Regions from separate parts of the Homo sapiens genome. Here region 2 is linked to region 1. Evidence: read pairs that join two places in POLR2A ChIA-PET (ENCODE). Cell type or tissue: CD4-positive, alpha-beta T cell. All regions are shown on one strand. Links, peaks and the distances in the headings refer to the core of each region. The heading gives the core; the rest is flanking DNA.

Region 1 (11,310 bases), core at 3,262-5,761:
TCTTACCATTTTAATGAACTTTTGTATCACTTGTGGACACTGAGCATTTTAGGTGATTTCTACAGCCTGCCTTTTTTCTTTCCCAGAGTTGCCATCTCTGTTTATGTGTGTACAGCACTTTGCTTGCTTTTTACAGAATTTCACTCCCAATTTATCTTCCTTGCATCAGACATATCATCAATTTTCCATCCAGTGCTTTTAGATAAATAAAATATTGGCTGGGTGTGGTGGCTCACTCCTGTAATCCTAGCACTTTGGGAGGCCAAAGTGGGTGGATCACTTGAGGTCAGGAGTTCAAGACCAACCTGGCCAACATGGTGAAACCCTGTCTCTACTAAAAATACAAAAATTAGCTGGAAAATCAGTTGAACCATGAGGTGGAGTTTGTAGTGAGCCGAGATCGAGCCACTGCACTCCAGCCTGGGCAACAGAGATTCTGTCTCAAAAAAAAAAAAAAAAAAAGAAAAAGAAAAAAAAAGAAAAAAAGAACGAAAAACGAGTTCTTTTTTATTTTTTTTTTAAGTTGTGAGTGTAAATCATAAACTGGCTGGGTACAGCTATGGAATATTTGGGGGCTTGCAGGAAGAAAGGTGCTTGGCTACGATGCTCTGAGAATGTCTCACCCTGGGCCCTGCTTTCTGCATTCCTGATGTCCAGGGGAGAAATGTGCTATGTGAAAAGCTGCTGGCAGAATTCCTTACTTTATTCATAGATATGCTCAGATTTATTTGCAGGCTGAAAAGGTGATGCCCTGCCCCCACCTCAGAGAGCAAGGATGGTGAGATCCATCTGCTGAACCAAGCAGGGGACCCTGTAGGTATGGAGAAGGCTGGAGGAGAAGGGGCTGGACTTGAAGGAAAGAGAGCAAGGGGTTGCCGTGGCCGGCTGGGGCCTGCCTTGGGGAAAGCAAGGAGAGCAGCTGGGAAATGCAGGACCTGGGATGTCCTGGAGTAGGAGTTTTAAGACCAGAGAGCAGAAAACCTGGGCTCAGCAGACTATATGGTAGATGTCCCAGCTACTTATCTCACCTTTGCCGCATAGACAAAGGCCACTATGGATAAGATTGTAAGTGGTGTGCAAGGCTGTGTCCCCTAGAACTTCATGAGCACTGAATTCTGAATTTCATGCAGTTTTCATGTGTGAAGATGAAATGTTATTTTTCTTCTGATTTTTTCAACCATTTGGAAATGTAAACACCCTTCTTAGCTCACAGCTGTACAAAACAGGTGGTGGGCCAGATTTGGGCCGAGGGCTGTCATTTGTTTCACTGATTTCCCATTGTTGGCTGGGCTGAACTGCAATGCGATATCTCTAACCCGAAACTCAGTACCATCCAGGACAGTGACGTGTGATGTCCATGGGAATTTGAGGAAAGGGTGGTGTTCCCCATCTCAAGCAGCAAAGAGAAGAAGGCAGACATGGGGCTCAAGTATGGGCAGATCGGGAATTCAGTGGAAACAGGTAATCAGATGAAGAGGAAGTCCCTGGGTCCCTCCACCACACCTTCTTCTTTGTGTTCGGTAAGGGAGACCTGCAGCCATCCCGGACAGGCCATGGCTGGATGGGCAAGTGACTACTCTGGGGTGAGTCTGAGGTGCTCAGCTGTGATGCCCCTTAGCAGCATCCTCCAGCACTGCTGCTGGCAATGAAGCTCCACGTCTGGCTCCATGGCACTGACTCCTGCATCGTCTGGCACAGAACTGATTCCAAACATGTGCAGGGAGTATGTTGTGTGCCAGCTCCCCAAACCCTGGGAACCCTGAGTTCTCAGACTGAGGACCACCTCCTCAATTCATTGTTCCCAAACTGCTCCAACTGAGCTTGACTTACTTAATTCAGTCCAGCTTCACAGACATTTATGATGTGAGTACTGAGGGTCAGGGTCAATGCCTGGCACCAGGAGTGTAAGATAAAAAATAACAGGCTTCTGCTCCCCAGGAGGGGTAGTGGGGTGGAGGGATGAAAGCACATAAAAGTGGGGCTGTAGGAGAAGGTTTCTTTTGGAAGCAATGTCAGCAAGAAGGAGACCACGGCAGGCTCTGCAGCAGCTTCCTAGACAGGGTGATGCTAAGCTGACTGGGAACATCCTTGCCTCTTGGGGAAGTCACTGGAGGCTGAGGGACACGTGATTAAGGAAGGGGATGGGAGTCAGCACATGGGAGGAGGGGTGCACAGGGGACTGGGGCTGGGTGGGGAGGGGGGGTCTGGGCCTCATTCTTAGGATTCAAGGGTGCCTTCTGGAATCCTCCCTGGAGGCTTCTGAGCAGGTTGGTGTGTCTTGGGAAAATCAGGTGGCAGCTGGGTTGTATAAGTATAAGCCTGGGGACAGGGATAACATTCGGAGGAAATCAGCACCTGCACTCCAGCAATAGCAGTGGGGATGGACAGGACAGATTCGGGAGAGGTGAGGAGGTGTCCTGCGGTGTGGTCTCTGATGGCAACATCGGGAGGGAACTCACCTCTGTCCTGGATGACTCTTTGAAATGTGGTTCCCTTCACTGCAGCAGCCCTGCAGAGGAGGAGTGGGCTGAGCCAAGGGAGACAAAGACTGCATATAAGTGTGGTGACCTTGAAGCCTCTGGAAACTGGTCCAGTAGATGTTGTCTGGGCTCTCCCTCCCTCCAGGGAGGCACTCTTGATTGACATAGCCATGATCTTAAGAAAGCATTACAGAGCGGCGCTGCCAGAGTAGCTTCCTTCCAGTGTGGGGATGGTCCATTCCTGGGTCGCCCAGTCCACACTCCCTCTACTAACAAGGAATCGCTTTCATGGTGAGCAGGATTGCCTGGTACCCAGTCAACAACCTGTCCCCCACCCCCACCCTGTGGACATTGACTTCCAAAGAAATAGAGCTGGAGAGTTGATCCAAGGACATTTTACAGTGGAGAAGGAGAAAGAGTTTGCTTAACCTTTCTCATGTGTGAACATTTGCCAAAGTGATTCCTTGCAGAGCATTGAAATGTGAGCTGTGTTTCTTTTGGGCCCCTGGCCAAACTGAGAAGAAAGCACAGAGAAAGCCCTGCGTACAGGGCACCCCATTTCCTTGACCCTCTCCCACTCCCATTCGTCAATGCAATCCATCCATCTGAAAGTGTTTTGCTTTACTCAGAGTTCAGGGAATGTCCACTATGTGGCAGGCACTTCAGTAGGAGCAGGAGGTTCTTCCTAATTTTAGGAACAAGAAAAGCCAACCCTGTTCCTTTATTCTAGATGCCACTTGCTCAAAGGAAGCATGTGGACTGGGAAGTTCCAACAGATTTAAAGGATAAAAAGGAATGTGGAGAAATTTTTATTACTTTGAATGTTTTAGAATGCAGGTAGAAGAGACCCGGAGCTCAAATAGCTTAAATAAGTAGGAAATCTATTGGCTAATACAACTGGAAATGCGGAGATAGGGCAGGCTGCAGGGCTGGTGGCTCAGGGCTCAGGGGGCCCCAACTCTCTGTGCTGCTCTGAGGCACTGCCTTCAATCTCAGGTTGGCAGCACAAAGCTGCTGAGAGTCCCAGTGTCACGCCCAGACCCCACAATGCCAGGGAGGAAGACAGGTTCTATCTAAGGAGAGATCTTCCATCCCCACCTCTGCGGACTTTTACTCACTTCTCAGGGACCTGCATGGGATCTCAGGCCCATTCCTGAAGCAGTTGTTGGCAGACAGAGTGGAATAGTGTTTACAGCAGGCAGGCAGCCTTGGAGTGGAGGCACACAGCTCCAAGTCTATCAGGAAGAAGGGGAAATGGGAGCTGCACAGACAGCAAGCAGCATGCTCCATAGACCACGAGGATCTGAGTCTGAATTGGTGATTATTAGAACAATGACTCCATGGGGTGATACATTAGAAGTGCTCCAGGGTCCAGAGATTTAAATGTAATGAAAGATGAACAGAAAAATAATGAAAAAAAGTATGCTGCACAACAATAGAAAAACAAAAATCTCATAATGCAAAAGCATCAAGTGTTTGACTCTGAGGAGCGCCTTGTATGCCCAGTTACTCTCGTTCTCCCTCAGCTCTTGCTTGTGCTTCTCCACCTGCCATTCCACTTTGGCCTGGTACTGCCTGTAGTCTTCCTGGCAGGCCCCAGCTCCAGTTCTTTGGAGCAGCTGGGCATCCAAGAAGAGGTCATTGCTGTGGAAGGAGCCCTCTCGCTCCCTCCCCAGCCTCTCAATCACAGCCAGGAGCTCTGCCTGCTGCTGCCTCTGCTCCTCCACAGAGCCCCAGTTGTTGAAGGCACAGTACCTTCTCTCACACTCCCGCACCAGGTCTTTCAGGCTGCAGTTGTCCGTGTTTGCTACATAGTCATCCAGGGCCTGGCCCCCTAAGTCCTCTTTGTGGGTGAAGAGGATGACCACATGTCTCATGGCCCCTGTCCCAAAGACCTCTTTCACCTTCCTGATGGCCACTGTGTCCTGAGCAGTGAAACGCCCCAGCTGGATCACCAGAAGCAGGACGTGGGGCCCCGGGGCAGAGAGCAGGTAGCAGTCCCCGATGTTCTTGTACAGCTCTTGGGTATCGGCCTGTGACTCAAAGATGGAGGGCGTGTCAACCACCAGGACTTTCCTCCCGTTCCATGTTCCTGTTTTCACCTGGCACGTCCTGGTCACTGACTGGGCCCTCAGCTTGGACTCAAACACGGGCTGGCCAAGGATGCTGTTCCCTGTGGCACTTTTCCCGCAGCCTGTTTTGCCCACTAGGATAATCCTCAATGCCGGTGGTGTTGCAGACAAGTTATCTTCTGATCTACCTGTAGAAAACGAAGTTTTGTATCTTACTAAGTTAATGATTCTTAAGACTGTTAGGTCATTGTTCATGGTTATCTCATGAAAGCTATGAACGTCCTCCCCAGAATGACAGACATATTTATGTGTACATAAAAGTGTGCATACAACTATAGGTGAATCTTGCATGTAGAAAGCCCCATTGGAAGCCCATGCTTGGATCCACAGCCAGGAATTAGAACTGTTGCATTAAGGGGATGCTTTAAGCACTTCATCTGGATTGTGGCAAATAGAGCTTTCCTGAAAGAAAATGGTCCTTGTGTTTTCCCCTGCGTGGTGTTTAGGCCAGCTCCATGGAGAATTATTAGAAAGAGGCAGGGGATTAGTAGTTACAAGTGAGAAAATCCAATTACTTCTCTTTCACCCACACATTTCCAGGCACACTTGTATAGACACACTCCACACATTCATCCAAGTCTTGAGGGTCAAGGAGGTCTCCACTGGCAAATCTATAGTGACCCACTGCCGGGGGTCAGCTGCCTGTCCCTGGGTCTGTGCCCTCTGGATAGGGAGTGAAATGTTTGAAATTGAGATGACATAGGTTGTAGTTAATGTTAGGGCAGCGTCTGGGAGATGACCCTAGGGTGGATGGCTCAAAAAGGTGGAAGATAAGCTCAATAGAAGCATGTGTGTTGAAAAGCTCATCTATGTGGCTGATTGAAGCACACAAAATTATAGCAGAAGTGGTGTTGGAGAGGGTGACACTGTGGCAGGAGCGAAAATCTTCAGGCACGAAGAGGGGAGAACCTGTGGATTTCTAGAGCCCAAATGAATTCGAAGTGCATTTTAGGCTCTTAAAAATCTATTATTTTATTTCTCCCACTCTGGGTTGGTTCTTCGTTTTCTTAAGTTATTCTGTGGTGTTTTGTAGCAAGCACAATGACTAAATCCCTATGGGGACCTTTTCTTTTTGAGCTGTCAGCAGACAAAGAAAGAGAAAACATATTCACCATTTGCTTCCAGACCCTTCAACCTATGACTTGGTTTCCTTTCCACATTTCCCACATACCTGATGCAGGGAGAGCATCACACTATGGTGTGTGTGTGTGTCTGTGTGTGTGTGTGATGGTTTGATAACACACACGTGATGATAGTTGCCTTTATCTTCTTCATTTAAAATGAATGGGTTTCTGCCACTGTGTTTTAGATGGGGGTAGATGGGGAGAGAATTGTGATTCTCCCAAGTGTCTGGGGCTCTTGAGAACTTCAAGACTTTCTTACCTTCAGCCATAGTTCCATATTTGCCCCTCTGGAATCCTCCCATTCTCTCCTGGAATAAAAACAGGAAAAGGATAAAAAGCAGATGTACGTTTGGGAGCTGGTAGAGCCTGAGGGCACCTCAATTCAGACATCTAAGAATAATCATTCTCAAATGAGCCATTTCCATCCCTAATTTTCTAACTCATACTTTACTTTGAAACATCTGTAAATAACTTTAAACAAAGCAGGTGATGTTAGATGTTAGGTTATGCTAAAATAGTGCACGATTACTTCCCTCCCCTCAACTTACAGAAAATCAGGAAATATTTTGAAGCAAATCAGTTGATTATCTCCCCCAACCAGAAAGGCATGAAATGGAGAAAGCATTCTTCTATGGAACAAAGAGTAGGCATTAAAAAAATTGAAATTAAAGTAACAAACTTACCAGAATAGAGAAAAAAAAATTGCCTTGCTGTAAATAAGATTGGTTTATTTGAAGTAGTGGAAACTTCCAGTCCCAGAAAGTCTTTGTGTCAAATGGACATTCCAGCGGCGGAGAGGAAATTACAAGGTACTGTCCAGTGGGAGGATGGAAGTGGGGATCAGGGACACGAAGAACTGACGTGAGAGGAAATGGTATAGGGGGACCGGTATGACCGCTTTCCCACCCTGACGGTTGGTGGAGAGGAGGTAGTGAGGTGATTGAAGAGAAAGAATCAACTTCAGGCCGAATTCAAGAACAACTCATTGCCTGCTCCGGGTTTCCAGCATTGTGCAACAGTATTGGGGATGTACATTTTCCACGTGACTGGTTATTGCCAAATATGACTCCCAGGGAGTTGAGTTAACTCCTATTTGCACCACCCATTTATAAGAAGTCCCCAAATCTTCACAGGCACTTAGTAATATTACACTTTTAATTTCCTGTCATCCTTATGGGCATAAATAAGGATGTCTTAATTGGCTTAAACTTACATTTTACTGATTATCATTAAATTAAAAACAGTTTTCATGGTTTATTTGCTATTTTGGTAATTTATAAACTTCAATTTTTAATAACTTCTGTGATTTCTATCTTTTCCACATTTTTCTATTCATTCAGTGGATTTTCTTGGCCTTCTTTAGGTCAAGAAATCTATTTTTATATTATCAGAATGTATTAAGACAGCTTCCTGCCTCCCTCCCTTTCCCTTCTTTCTTTTCTTCCTCCTTTCCTCTTTACCCTCCCCTCTCTCCTTTCTTTCTTTTTCTTAAGCCCAGAGAAGAACATTTTCCTCTCTCCCACACCCTGTTCTCGTCTCTGGTAAATTATGCTTCTGGCTTTTGCTAAAATAGCACCAGTTCCCTGACATCCTCTCTACTTTAGATGACGTTTTCTGAGGTTTGGAATCAACATAATGATGTGGTAAGGGTCAAGATGACAGTGGTAATGATATTGATTATGAACATCATAATTGTAATAAGCCTCTGTGAATACATTTATAATTTTCAAAGTTATTTCATCCTTCTTATTTTAATTGCTCTCTCAAATTCCCTGTGATGTGATCAAAACTGATCTTAAAATTTCTATTAAAATGCAAGGAAACTGAGCATTAAATGACCTGCCAAAGGTCACATATTTACAATGGAGCTAGCATCAGGAAATGGCTCCTTTTGCTGTGTATTGTCCTTGATTCCACAGGTGGAAAAAGAGACTTTTCCAAAAAAGTCAACAAACCTCTTGGAACATGTGTACAATGCTGCCACTCCCTGGTCAGGAGACAAATTAATTGGACAGCTAGAAGCCTACCCTAAAACCAACACACAGAATTTTATTGCAAAATCTTGAGTGCATTTCTTATAAAAGGTTATTCAAAAATAAAATTGCTGGTGGCAGGAGTTTCTCTGAATTGAGGTCTTTTCTTTTAAAACAGCCAATTGCCTGTCACAAAAGCCAGTCAAACTATGTTATGTTAGCCAATGACCAGCAACAATAGCTCTCCCAATCCAAGCTTTCTGAGTGGATCAGGCTGCATTGAGGAATACATTTTTTGGCAGATATTCACAAATAACAAAGTGTTCACAGGTGAGTCAGAAAGGATACTGATGGCAATGCTAAAATGAGTCATGGAGAAGATTATAAAAGAACTGAATAGAGCGTGGTGGACACACCGTAGGCTTGAAGGAATGTGATACGTGTTGGTCTACAGGGCAGACAAAAGTGGAGGAATTGAGAATGAAGACAGGCGTCTTCTCCAAAGGAAAAATTTTACTAATCGTCCCACAAAAGAGACCAAAGTTCATGAGAGATTGGAAGGCAGTGTGCAAGCAAGACAGTAGCAGCCTCTGGCAAGCTGGTGGGAGGGTCTGGCTCAGGGAAAAGGGTGAAGCAAATGAACAAAATGCACATTCCGATTTGAAAATTGCATGAACCTGATTTTACCATGAGAAGAGCTTATTTTAGCAAATTACAAGAAAGCAGCCTCTTCCATACTATTTTAGAAAAGATCAAACCACTTCTTGTCTTCCTTGTTCATAAGTATCTCCTTCACCCATCTGCCCCAGCCCATGTATTTCCAGGTATTGGAATCATGTGTTTTGCGGTTTGGTGTGCGTCCGGCAGGGTGTCATAGGAAAAATGTGGGGCATCTGGGGGAGCATGGGGTAGTTTTCAGAAGTTGAAAGTCACAAGACAAGGTCCACTCAGGGGTCTTGTTTGGAACATGAGGCTCCTGGGGTGGGAAAATATCCCACATTTGCCCTGGGGAGCCCTAAGAATCCATCCTCAGCTCCCAGGCTTGTCTGAGACATGGTACGTGTCTGGCTGGTCTGGGACAGGAGAAATTAGGAGGGTAAAATTGAGAAGAATGCCCCGGCATGCTAGGGGAGATGGGGGAAAGCCTATCACCCTCTGGGAGCTTCAGTTCTCCCATCTGTCCCACTGATGAGAGGATCAGTTCAGCCTTACTCCCTGAGAGTTTCATGGAGATCGACTTGGCTAAGTAATGGGCAATGGGGCAGCAAAGCCCGCTGTCCTGGGACTGGGCTGTGAGTGCAGGCACAGATTCTTCAGGCTGTGCTCCACCAGCTGTGCACCTGCTGATGCCCGCAACACTCATCACCATTGCCCCGTTTTACTGACCAGCGAACCCAGAAGTGAGGGGATCTGTGCAAGGTCATGTCAGAAATGAACAGCTGTGACCAAACTGTGATCCTTTCAATTCCCAAAGTCTCTGTGAGCATAAACCCAGTTCTCCTTACCAGAAACGGTTGTTGTGCCCTGTCCTCCAGGGTGGCAGTCACTGAGGCTCTGGCCGCTGGTCCTCTCTCAGGAAGGTGAAGTGGCAGCAGAGAGAGTCCTGCTCTGCGTCTGTGTGCGGGGATGCTGTTCACAGGGCTGAGGGAGGTTGAGCAGACGCAGTTAAGGAGGAGCCATGTGCTGGGGCTGAAAGCTCCATGACTCAGCTGCACAAAAAGAAAAGTAGAGATTATGGAGTGTGTCCCCCACACCTCTGCGGACTAGGACACCCTGGTGTTGGCTGGAAACTGATTGGGAACAAGACCCTGAAAACCAGCCGAATGCAGCGATGTGCTGCTTCCTTAACGGGTCACTTCCTGTCATGAGCCTGCCCTGGGACAGTGTGCCCCATCCCATTTCCTTTTTTTTTTTTTTTTGACTGTTTCAAGCAAGCAGTATTTGGAAGAAGGAGATATGAAGGGAATTACAGACTCTCCCACTTCCAAGTTCAGAAAAGGTCCCTAGTGACTGGAAAGTTCTGGGCAGCAGCTGCTGCCCTCAGCACCCATCACCGGGGCACCTTCTCCTCCCAGCACTCTTGGGCCCCTTCTCACAGGCTCTGCTTCTGGAAAGTTTCTGCTAACCAGGATCAGAAAGGCACTCTGGTCCAAAGAGGACCAGAACAAGCCCTTGCAGGGTTTGACTCTGGGCTCGTGACTGACCCTGGTAAGCTGTCTGGCACGTGATGGAGCCCACCCTGTGGGGACATTGTGGAGTCTACGTGTCAGTTTATCTGGTAAGGGTTGAAAGCAGGGTGATAGAACCTCTATTTTTGAATTGATTGCCATTTAAGGCTAGAGCAGTGGACATAAACCTGATTGCCATTTAAGGTTAGGGCAGTGGACATAAACCTGATTGCCATTTAAGGTTAGGGCAGTGGACATAAGGCAATTATGCGATGGAGAACACAGTGGGACTTAGGCGGAGGGCCGTCATGGCCCAGAGAATCCCCATATCCTTTTCTGTTGACATTTGAAGTGGGGCTTACAGTCATATGGTAACAATTGTCTAAGACTTGATGGGAAAACAATTTTAAACAATCTCCTGCTAGCCCAGAAAACCTCTCCACAGAGGCAGAAGAGAAAGAAAACAATTTTATTATTGAATGTCCATTGAACCAGAATGTGATCTGGATCCCAGACAATCCAGGAAGAGATTGCAAAGACGGAGAGGGATGCCACCTGGTTATACAGCCAGGCAGGTGCCACCTATTACACACGTGTTCTCAAGTTAAACCATAACTAATCCTCAAGTAAGAGGACTTGACAGCACCCTTTGACATGCATAGTTCATCCTAAATTCACTCAGTAATCATCTGTGTTGGCTAATTGTCTTTCCAGAGGAAAAGTAAACTTCTCACATCCTCTATGGCAAGAGGAAGATTTGCAACTCAGAAAGGTGCTGGCAGATGTCAGGCTCCTACCTAAGTTAGGCTCCTAAATTAGGCCCCTATTTTCACACAGAGACTGGGAGGTGGGGACGCTACCTTCCTTGATGTTTGCATTTCAAAGGGATGGCTTCCAGATGCTCTACAGACAGCCCTGGGCTGTCAAACAGCTTTTAAAAAGATTTGCATTACAAAGGGTAGAGAAAGATTTCACACTTACAAGGTTTCTAAAGAAAATGCTCTAAGAAGGGAGGGGTAATTCTTTTCCACTTTGTTTTTTCCCCAGAAAAGAGAATTAATGTTTTCTCCTTATTTTTGATTTTTATTCGCCCTTACATTTTTAAATTCTTCAAGGACTTTCAACCTAGTCAGCACTCATAATTTATGTGAATTGAGCAGAGCAGGGCAGAAAGTGGGCTGTAATCTGACCAGGATTTCACCCTTGCTAGATAGGGACCAGGTACTCCCCCAGCACCTGGCTGGAATCTTTCAAAAACTTGACCAACAGAGTTCACATCAAAATCTTATAAACAGTGAGGGGCACCGAAGCTAACCATTCCCATCAATGTAGCAAATTCACTTAATTCTGGCAACATCTTCAAACTCCTTCTCTTCTTTCCTTTTGGTTTGAACTATTTGCAAACATTATTTTTATCCACTGAACTGGGTGCT
Region 2 (11,310 bases), core at 2,971-5,470, 140 kb after region 1:
TGGTAGATCTTCCTCCATCCCTTTATTTGGAGCCTATGTGTGTCTCTGCATGTGAGATGGGTTTCCTGAATACAGCACACTGATGGGTCTTGACTCTATATCCAATTTGCCAGTCTGTGACTTTCAATTGGAGCATTTAGCCCATTTACATTTAAGGTTAATATTGTTATGTGTGAATTTGATCCTGTCATTGTGATGTTAGCTGGTTATTTTGCACGTTAGTTGATGCAGTTTTTTCCTAGCCTTGATGGTCTTTACAATTTGGCATGTTTTTGCAGTGGCTGGTACTGGTTGTTCCTTTCCATGTTTCGTGCTCCCTTCAGGAGTTCTTTTAGGGCAGGCCTGGTGGTGACAAAATCTCTCAGCATTTGCTTGTCTGTAAAGTATTTTATTTCTCCTTCACTTATGAAGCTTATTTTGGCTGGATATGGAATTCTGGGTTGAAAATTCTTTTCTTTAAGAGTGTTGAATATTGTCCCCCACTCTCTTCTGGCTTGTAGAGTTTCTGCCGAGAGATCAGCTGTTAGTCTGATGAGCTTCCCTTTGTGGGTATCCCGACCTTTCTGTCTGGCTGTCCTTAACATTTTTTCCTTCATTTCAACTTTGATGAATCTGACAATTATGTGTCTTGGAGTTGCTCTTCTCGAGGAGTGTCTTTGTGGCATTCTCTGTATTTCCTGAATTTGAATGTTGGCCTGCCTTGCTGGATTGGGGAAGTTCTCCTGGATATTATCCTGCAGAGTGTTTTCCAACTTGGTTCCATTCTCCCCGTCACTTTCAGGTATACCAATCAGACGTAGATTTGGTCTTTTCACATAGTCCCATACTTCTTGGGGGCTTTGTTCATTTTTTTTAATGCTTTTTTCTCTAAACTTCCCTTCTCACTTCATTTCATTCATTTCATCTTCCATCACCGATACCCTTTCTTCCAATTGATTGAATCAGCTACTGAGGCTTGTGCATTCATCACGTAGTTCTCATGCCTTGGTTTTCAGCTCCAACAGGTCCTTTAAGGACTTCTCTGCATTGGTTATTCTAGTTAGCCATTCACCTAATTTTTTTTCAAGGTTTTTAACTTTTTTGCCATGTGTTGGAACTTCCTCCTTTAGCTCGGTGTAGTTTGATCATCTGAAGTCCTCTTCTCTCAACTTGTCAAAGTCATTCTCCATCCAGCTTTGTTCTGTTGCTGGTGAGGAGCTACGTTCCTATGGAGGAGAAGAGGTGCTCTGATTTTTAGAGTTTCCAGTTTTTCTGCTCTGTTTTTTCCCCATCTTTATGGTTTTATCTACCTTTTGTCTTTGATGATGGTGACGTACAGATGGGTTTTTGGTGTGGATGTCCTTTCTGTTTGTTAGTTTTCCTTCTAACAGTCAGGACCCTCAGCTGCAGGTCTATTGGAGTTTGCTGGAGGTCCACTCCAGACCCTGTTTGCCTGGGTATCAGCAGTGGTGGCTGCAAAACAGCAGATATTGGTGAACCCCAAATGCTGCTTCCTGATCATTCCTCTGGAAGTTTTGTTTCAGAGGAGTACCCGGCCGTGTGAGGCATCAGTTCACCCCTACTGGGGGGTGCCTCCCAGTTGGCCTACTCGGTGGTCAGGGACCCACTTGAGGAGGCTGTCTGCCCATTCTTAGATCTCAAGCTGCATGCTGGGAGAAACACTACTCTCTTCAAAGCTGTCAGACAGGGACATTTAGGTCTGCAGAGGTTACTGCTGCCCTTTGTTTGTCTGTGCCCTGCCCCCAGAGGTGGAGCCTACAGAGGCAGGCAGGACTCCTGGAGCTGTGGTGGGCTCCACACAGTTTGAGCTTCCCAGCTGCCTTGTTTACCTACTCAAGCCTTGGCAATGTCTGGAGCCCCTCCCCCAGCCTCACTGCCGCCTTGCAGTTTGATGTCAGACTGCTGTGCTAGTAATGAACGAGACTCCATGAGCATAGGACCCTCTGAGCCATGCACGGGATATAATCTCCTGGTTTGCCATTTGTTAAGCTCGTTGGAAAAGTGCAGTATTAGGGTGGGAGTGACCCGATTTTCCAGGTGCCGTCTGTCACCCCTTTCTTTGACTAGGAAAGGGAATTCCCTGACCCCTTGCACTTCCCAGGTGAGGCGATGCCTCACCCTGCTTCAGCTCACACAGGGTGCAGTGCACCCACTGTCCTGCACCGACAGTCTGGCACTCCCTAGTGAGATGAACCTGGTGCCTCAGTTGGAAATGCAGAAATCACCCATCTTCTGTGTCACTCACAGTGGGAGCTGTAGACTGGAGCTGTTCCTATTCGGCCATCTTGGCTCCTCCCCCCTCTTGTCATTTTCTTACTCCAATATAGCTTTATTCCCACCATTTTCTAGGTGCTTTTATTAGTAAACATTATATTTCTCTGTTATAGATTCTACAGTATAATTATATACATATTGTTTTGTAAAGTTGCCTTTTAAATCAGTTAATAAAAGGGGAATAAATGTGAAAAAAAAAAACAAGAAAGAAGAGAAAGAAAGAAAGAAGGAATGAAGGAAGGAAGGAAGGAAGGAAGGAAAATTTTCTTATCTTTAAGTGTGACTGTATTCACAGCAATTCCTTCTTTTTCAATCTTAATGTCTTTATCTTACCTTCATTTTGAAATATATTTTCACTGGACATATTATTCTACAAATAGTATCCTACAAACACAAACATGAATGCATTTAAAATGTTTACTTGCTCTTGACTTCATTGCTTCTAATGAGAAGTCAGCCTTCATTTTTATCGTTCTGCACCCATGTATGTGTCTTTCTCTTCCAGTGGCTTTTAAGATATTACCTTTTTCTATCTTTCATTTACAATAGTTTGACTCTTGTCAACCTAGGTGACTCAGGTTATTCTGCCTGAGTTACTGAAATCTTGAATAAGTAGGTTGAAAATTTTTACCAAATATGAGATATTTTCAGTTAATATTTTCTAAAATATTTTTCTGCCCATTTTCTCTCTTTTCCCCTCTGGATCTTCAATTATGTGTGTGTGTATTCATGTGTGTATGTATATGTGTATATGTGTGTGTGTGATATGTGTGTGTTTGTAGTGCTATAACAAAATACCATAGACTGGTTAATTTATAAATAATATAAATCTATTTCTCATAATTCTGTAGGCTAGGAAATCCAAGCTCAAGGCATCAGCAGATTCTGTGCCTGGTAAAGGCTTACTCCTTGCTTCCAAGATGGTGCCTGTTTCCTGGTTTGAGGCAAAGTAACATTAGCAGTGAGAACTAAAATACAATCTAAAAGCTACTGGTGAGTTGGTAATAGGTAGTGCAGATGTCAACAAAACCATAGTTTCCTACTGTCAATAACAAACATGTTTCTATATGGCAAACAAATAAAATGCTATAATGTAAATACTGAAGAGTGATCCTGTTTATAATGAGTTGGGCCTTCTAGGAAAACTCTTGTCAAAGCAGCAATTCTCTACTAGCTGTGTGATTGTAAACTTGACTTTGGAACTGGCTCTTGTAATACAGTCTGCTATAGCCTTCATACATATTACCACTGTATTCATACATATTACTACTGTAGGGGTTTGGAAATCAAGGGGACAAATTGTGGGGTGTTAAAAACCACAAACTTATTTCCAAACCTATGGCTTCAAATTTTACATACTTTGCTTAGTGCCCAGATAAAGAGCTGTACAATGTTTTTTCTGCATCCAGTGAGATGATCATGCAATTTTTGTCCTTCATTCTATTAATATGGTGTAATACATGACTGATACTTGCCTACTGAACCTGTCTTGCAACAACTACTACATGTGCCCCCAGGTTATGTGTTAATAATGTGTGTGAGATTTTCAATTATACTAGCTCTATCCTGCACAAGAATATCATGCCATCAAATGCAGAAATCCTTAGCAAAAAATTCTGGACATAGTATTTCCAATAAAATCAATAACTTATCAAGCAGTTCTAAGTACCCTGTGAGGAGCCAATATTGCAATGACTTTTAGAACTCCAGTTAGAAGAAATGAACAAGTCATTGTTCTTAAGCTGCATGAGGAGGGGCCTCAGAGAATATGAAACTACAAGGGCAAATAATAAGCCATTTCCCAAAACATCCCCTAAGAACAAAGGAAGCATAAGGCCAGTCGCTGCAAAACAGGTAACACACCCCAAAATATCTTCTCTCAGCCAACATGAAGAGATTTTAAGATAGCGGGGAAAACATGAGAACCTAAGAAACTGAAAACAATCAAACAACTGAAATAACAAGCAGCAACTGGCAAACAGCTAGGAAAAAAAAGCAGCTGGGGAAAATTCAAAAAGAGATAGCCCTTCTCCAGGAGCTAGAAGATTTAGAAATGAGTCTTTTAGATATTTAAAGAACATAAATTGAATGCCAGAAATCAGTATAAATGTATTTTTTAAAACTGATGGGGTACTCTAAATATCCTTATGCCCATATTTGATCATTTATAACGTATCCAATATTCTGAATATGTGGGGTTTTAAAATGTTTATTAAATTGACTTTTTCTACCTTTCAATATAATGTGGAAGGGGGTAGGAATAACCTTTTTAATTAGGTATATCTCTTAATGCTATTCCTCCCCCCTTCCCCCAATGTACAACAGTCCCCGGTGTGTGATGTTCCCCTTACTGTGTCCATGTGTTCTCATTGTCCAATTCTCACCGATAAGTGAGAACATGTGGTGTTTGGTTTTTTGTCCTTGCGATAGTTTGCTGAGAATGATGGTTTCCAGCTTCATCCACATCCCTACAAAGGACATGAACTCATCATTTTTTATGGCTGCATAGTATTCCATGGTGTATATGTGCCACATTTTCTTAATCCAGTCTATCGTTGTTGGACATTTTGGTTGTTTCCAAGTCTTTGCTATTGTGAATAGTGCCACAATAAACATACGTGTGCATGTGTCTTTATAGCAGCATGATTTATAATCCTTTAGGTATATACCCAGTAATGGAATGGCTGGGTCAAATGGTATTTCTAGTTCTAGATCCCTGAGGAATCACCACACTGACTTCCACAATGGTTGAACTAGTTTACAGTCCCACGAACAGTGTAAAAGTGCTCCTGTTAGGGGACCATCACACTCTGGGGAGTGTTGTGGGGTGGGGGGAGGGGGAGGGGGGGAGGGATAGTATTGGGAGATATACCTAATGCTAGATGACGAGTTAGTGGGTGCAGCGCACCAGCATGACACATGTATACATATGTAAATAACCTGCACATTGTGCACATGTACCCTAAAACTTAAAGTATAGTGATAATAAATAAAGAAAAAAAAGAAAAAAAAAGTGTTCATATTTCTCCACATCCTCTCCAGCACCTGTTGTTTCCTGACTTTTTAATGATAGCCCTTCTAACTGGTGTGAGATGGTATCTCATTGTGGTTTTGATTTGCATTTCTCTGATGGCCAGTGATGATGAGCATTTTTTCATGTGTTTTTTGGCTGCATAAATGCCTTCTTTTGAGAAGTGTGTGTTCATATCCTTTGCCCACTTTTTGACAGGGTTGTTTGTTTTTTTCTTGTAAATTTGTTTGAGTTCATTGTAGATTCTGGATATTAGCCCTTTGTCTGATGAGTAGGTTGCAAAAATTTTCTCCCATTCCATAGGTTGCCTGTTCACTCTGATGGTGGTTTCTTTTGCTGTGCAGAAGCCCTTTAGTTTAATTAGATCCCATTTGTCAATTTTGGCTGTCATTGCCATTGCTTTTGTGTTTTAGACATGAAGTCCTTGCCCATGCCTATGTCCTGAATGGTATTGCCTAGGTTTTCTTCTAGGGTTTTTATAGTTGTAGGTCTAACATGTAAGTCTTTAATCCATCTTGAATTAATTTTTTATAAGGTGTAAGGAAGGGATCCAGTTTCAGCTTTCTACATATGGCTAGCCAGTATTCCCAGCACCATTTATTAAATAGGGAATCATTTCCCCATTGATTGTTTTTGTCAGGTTTGTCAAAGATCAGATAGTTGTGGATATGCAGCATTATTTCTGAAGGCTCTGTTCTCTTCCATAGGTCTATATCTCCATTTTGGTTCCAGTACCATGCTGTTTTGTTTACTGTAGCCTTGTAGTATAGTTTGAAGTCAGGTAGCATGATGCCCTCAGCTTTGTTCTTTCAGCTTAGGATTGTTTTGGCAATGCGGGCTCTTTTTTGGTTCCATATGAAGTTTAAAGTAGTTTTTTCCAATTCTGTGAAGAAAGTCATTGGTAGCTTGGTGGAGATGGCATTGAATCTATAAATTACCTTGGGCAGTATGGCCATTTTCACTATATTGATTGTTCCTACCCATGAGCATGGAATGTTCTTCCATTTGTTTGTATCCTCTTTTATTTCATTGAGCAGTGGTTTGTTGTTCTCCTTGAAGAGGTCCTTCACATCCCTTGTATGTTGGATTCCTAGGTATTTTATTCTCTTTGAGGCAATTGTGAATGGGAGTTCACTCATGATTTCACCCTCTGTTTGTCTGTTATTGGTGTGTAAGAATACTTGTGATTTTTGCAAATTGATTTTATATCCTGAGAGTTTCCTGAAGTTGCTTATCAGCTTAAGGAGATTTTGGGCTGAGACGATGGGGTTTTCTAGATATACAATCATGTCATCTGCAAGCAGGGACAATTTGACTTCCTCTTTTCCTAACTGAATGTCCTTTATTTCCTTCTTCTGCCTGATTGCCCTGGCCAGAACTTCCAACACTATGTTGAATAGGAGTGGTGAGAGAGGGCATCCCTGTCTTGAGCAAGTTATCAGAGGGAATGCTTCCAGTTTTTGTCCATTCAGTATGATATTGGCTGTGGATTTGTCATAGATAGCTCTTATTATTTTGAGATACGTCCTATCAATACCTAATTTATTGAGAGCTTTTAGCATGAAGAGTTGTTGAATTTTGTCAAAGGCCTTTTCTTTATCTATTGAGATAATCATGTGGCTTTGTCTTTGGTTCTGTTTATATGCTGGATTACGTTTACTGATTTTCATAGGTTGAACCAGCCTTGCATCCCAGTGATGAAACCCACTTGATCATGGTGGAGAAGGTTTTTGATGTGCTGCTGGATTCAGTTTGCCAGTATTTTATTGAGGATTTTTGCATCAATGTTCATCAAGGATATTGGTCTAAAATTCTCTTTTTTTTGTTGTGTCTCTGCCAGGCTTTGGTATCAGGATGATGCTGGCCTCATAAAACGAGTTAGGGAGGATTCCCTCTTTTTCTATTGATTGGAATAGTTTCAGAAGGAATGGTACCAGCTCCTCCTTGTACCTCTGGTAGAATTCCGCTATGAATCCATCTGGTCCTGGACGTTTTTTCGTTGGTTAGTTATTAATTATTGCCTCAATTTCAGAGCCTGTTATTGGTCTATTGAGAGATTCAACTTCTTCCTGGTTTAGTCTTGGGAGGGTGTATGTGTTGAGGAAGTTGTCTATTTCTTCTATATTTTCTAGTTTATTTGCGTAGAGGTATTTATAGTATTCTCTGATGGTAGTTTGTATTTCTGTGGGATCGGTGGTGATATCCCCTTTATCTTTTTTTATTGCATCTATTTGATTCTTGTCTCTTTTCTTCTTTATCAGTCTTGCTAGCGGTCTATCAATTTTGTTGATCTTTTCAAAAAACCAGCCACTGGATTCATTGATTTTTTGAAGGTTTTTTGTGTCTTTATTTCCTTCAGTTCTGCTCTGATCTTAGTTATTTCTTGCCTTCTGCTAGCTTTTGAATGTGTTTGCTCTTGCTTCTCTAGATCTTTTAATTGTGATGTTAGGGTGTCACTTTTAGATCTTTCCTGCTTTCTCTTGTGGGCATTTAGTGCTATAAATTTCCCCCTACACACTGCTATGAATGTGTCCCAGAGATTCTGGTATGTTGTGTCTTTGTTCTCATTGGTTTCAAAGAATATCTTTATTTCTGCCTTGATTTCGTTATGTACCCAGTAGTCATTCAGGAGCAGGTTGTTCAGTTTCCATGTATTTGAGCAGTTTTGAGTGAGTTTCTTAATCCTGAGTTCTAGTTTGATTGCACTGTGGTCTGAGAGACAGTTTGTTATAATTTCTGTTCTTTTACATTTGCTGAGGAGTGCTTTACTTCCAATTATGTGGTCAATTTTGGAATAGGTGTGGTGTGGTGCTGAAAAAAATGTATATTCTGTTGATTTGGGGTGATTTCTGTAGATGTCTATTAGGTTCTCTTGGTGCAGAGCTGAGTTCAATTTGTGGATATCCTTGTTAACTTTCTGTCTCGTTGATCTGTCTAATGTTGACAGTGGGGTGTTGAAGTCTCCCATTATTAATGTGTGGGAGTCTAAGTCTCTTTGTAGGTCACTAAGGACTTGCTTTATGAATCTGGGTGCTCCTGTATTGGGTGCATATATATTTAGGATAATTAGTTCTTCTTGTTGAATTGATCCCTTTACCATTATGTAATGGCTTTCTTTGATTCTTTTGATCTTTGTTGGTTTAAAGCCTGTTTTATCAGATACTAGGATTGCAAACCCTGCCTGTTTTTGTTTTGCATTTGCTTGGTAGATCTTCCTCCATCCCTTTATTTGCAGCCTATGTGTGTCTCTGCACGTGAGATGGGTTTCCTGAATACAGCACACTGATGGGTCTTGACTCTATATCCAATTTGCCAGTCTGTGACTTTTAATTGGAGCATTTAGCCCATTTACATTTAAGGTTAATATTATTACGTGTGAATTTGATCCTATCATTATGATGTTAGCTGATTATTTTGCTTGTTACTTGATGCAGTTTCTTCCTAGCCTTGATGGTCTTTACAGTTTGGCACGTTTTTGCAGTGGTTGGTACTGGTTGTTCATTTCCATGTTAGTGCTTCCTTCAGGAGTTCTTTTAGGGCAGGCCTGGTGTTGACAAAATCTCTCAGCATTTGCTTGTCTGTATTTTATTTCTCCTTCACTTTTGAAGCTTATTTTGGCTGGATATGGAATTCTGGGTTGAAAATTCTTTTCTTTAAGAATGTTGAATATTGTCCCCCACTCTCTTCTGGCTTGTAGAGTTTCTGCCGAAAGATCAGCTGTTAGTCTGATGGGCTTCCCTTTGTGGGTAACCCGACCTTTCTGTCTGGCTGTCCTTAACATTTTTTCCTTCATTTCAACTTTGATGAATCTGACAATTATGTGTCTTGGAGTTGCTCTTCTCGAGGAATATCTTTGTGGCGTTCTCTGTATTTCCTGAATCTGAGTATTGGCCTGCCTTGCTAGTTTGGGGAAGTTCTCCTGCATAATATCCTGTGGAGTGTTTTCCAACTTGGTTCCATTCTCCCCATCACTTTCAGGTACACCAATCAGACGTAGATTTGGTCTTTTCACATAGTCCCATAATTCTTGGAGGCTTTGTTCATTTCTTTTTATGCTTTTTTCTCTAAACTTCTGTTCTCACTTCATTTCATTCATTTCATCTTCCATCACTGATACCCTTTCTTTCAGTTGATTGAAACGGCTGCTGAGGCTTGTGCATTCATCATGTAGTTCTGGTGCCTTGGTTTGCAGCTCCATCAGGTCTTTTAAGGACTTCTCTGCATTGGTTATTCTAGTTAGCCATGTGTCTAATTTTTTTCAAGGTTTTTAGCTTCTTTCCCGTGGGTTCAAACTTCCTCCTTTAGCTTGGAGTAGTTTTATCATCTGAAGCCTTCTCTCAACTCATCAAAGTCATTCTCCATCCAGCTTTGTTCCATTGCTGGTGAGGAGCTGTGTTTCTTTGGAGGAGGAGAGGTGCTCTGATTTTTAGAGTTTCCAGTTTTTCTGTTCTGCTTTTTCCCCATCTTTATGGTTTTATCTACCTTTTATCTTTGATGATGGTGACATACAGATGGGTTTTTGGTGCGGATGTCCTTTCTGTTTGTTAGTTTTCCTTCTAACAGTCAGGACCCTCAGCTGCAGGTCTATTGGAGTTTGCTGGAGGTCCACACCAGACCTTGTTTTCCTGGGTATCAGCAGTGGTGGCTGCAAAACAGCAGATATTGGTGACCCGCAAATGCTGCTGCCTGATCGTTCCTCTGGAAGTTTTGTCTCAGAGGAGTACCCGGCCATGTGAGTTATCAGTCCACCTCTACTGGGGGGTGCCTCCCAGTTAGGCTACTCATGGTCAGGGACCCACTTGAGGAGGCAATCTGTCCGTTCTCAGATCTCAAGCTGCATGCTGGGAGAACCACTACTCTCTTCAAAGCTGTCAGACACTGACATTTAAGTCTGCAGACTTTACTGCCGCCTTTTGTTTTTCTTTGCCCTGCCCCCAGAGGTGGAGCCTACAGAGGCAGGCAGGCCTCCCTGAGCTGTGGTGGGCTCCACCCAGTTCGAGCTTCCCAGCTGCTTTGTTTACCTACTCAAGCCTTGGCAATGGCAGGCTCCCCTCCCCAAGCCTCGCTGCCGCCTTGCAGTTTGATCTCAGACTGCTGTCTAGCAATGAGAGAGACTCCGTGGGCATAGGATCCTCTGAGCCGGGCATAGGATCCTCTGAGCCATGCATGGGATATAATCTCCTGGTGTGCCGTTTTTTAAGCCTGTTGTAAAAGTGCAGTATTAGGTTGGGAGTGACCCGATTTTCCAGGTTCCGTCTGTCACCACTTTCTTTGACTAGAAAGGGGAATTCCCTCACCCCTTGCACTTCCCTGGTGAGGCAATGCCTCACCCTGCTTTGGCTCACACATGGTGCACTGCATCCACTGTCCAGCATTCCTCAGTGAGATAAACCCGGTACCTCAGTTGGAAATTCAGAAATCACCCGTTTTCTGCATCGCTCACACTGGGAGCTGTAGACTGGAAGTGTTCCTATTTGGCCATCTTAGCTCCTCCCCCCTCTTGTCATTTTCTTACTCCAATATAGCTTTATTGCCATCACCTTCTCTGTACTTTTATTAGTAAACATTATATTTCTCTGTTATAGATTCTACAATACAATTATATGCATATTGTTTTATAAAGTTACCTTTTAAATCAGTTAACAAAAGGGGAATAAATGTGAAAAAAAGAAAGAAGAAAGAAGAGAAAGAAGATAAATAAAGAAAGAAGAAAGAAGGAAGGAAGGAAAGAAGGAAGGAAGGAAGGAAAATATTCTTATCTTGAAGTGTGACTGTATTCACAGCAATTCCTTCTTTTTCAATCTTAATGTCTTTATCTTACCTTCATTTTGAAGTATATTTTCACTGGATATATTATTCTACCAATAGTATCCTACAAACACAAACATGAATGCATTTAAAATGTTTACTTGCTCTTGACTTCATTGCTTCTAATGAGAAATCAGCCTTCATTTTTATCGTTCTTTGCCCATGTATGTGTCTTTTTCTTCCAGTGGCTTTTAAGA

The links. ChIA-PET counts read pairs that join two places held together with the same protein. Peaks named below come from ENCODE experiments on the same cell type or tissue, not always from the same donor. Only the 100,000 strongest peaks of a DNase experiment are listed, where the experiment ranks them.
Region 2: POLR2A ChIA-PET joins it to region 1 with 7 read pairs; 7 of 35 experiments call an interaction of 5 or more read pairs at or near these places.

The regions. Positions count from the first base shown.
Region 1 is chr7:150,735,613-150,746,922 of GRCh38, reverse strand. It overlaps GIMAP1-GIMAP5 (GIMAP1-GIMAP5 readthrough), which reads right to left. Exons shown (of 5, transcript NM_001303630.2): 3 at 9,215-9,418; 4 at 5,996-6,044; 5 at 3,277-4,740. The coding sequence ends at 3,860. It overlaps GIMAP5 (GTPase, IMAP family member 5), which reads right to left and starts at 9,505. Exons shown (of 3, transcript NM_018384.5): 1 at 9,215-9,505; 2 at 5,996-6,044; 3 at 3,277-4,740. The coding sequence starts at 6,038. The coding sequence ends at 3,860. RefSeq lists enhancers at 9,429-9,508, 10,384-11,310. In CD4-positive, alpha-beta T cell, for the core only: no CTCF peak of the experiment used is centred there; DNase peaks (open chromatin) are centred at 4,182 and 4,482; H3K4me3 peaks cover 2,500 bases; H3K27ac peaks cover 2,500 bases.
Region 2 is chr7:150,596,587-150,607,896 of GRCh38, reverse strand. It overlaps the pseudogene EIF2AP2. Among named protein-coding and RNA genes, the nearest start is that of GIMAP6, 30 kb to the left of the region's middle. In CD4-positive, alpha-beta T cell, for the core only: no CTCF peak of the experiment used is centred there; a DNase peak (open chromatin) is centred at 4,096; H3K27ac peaks cover 345 bases.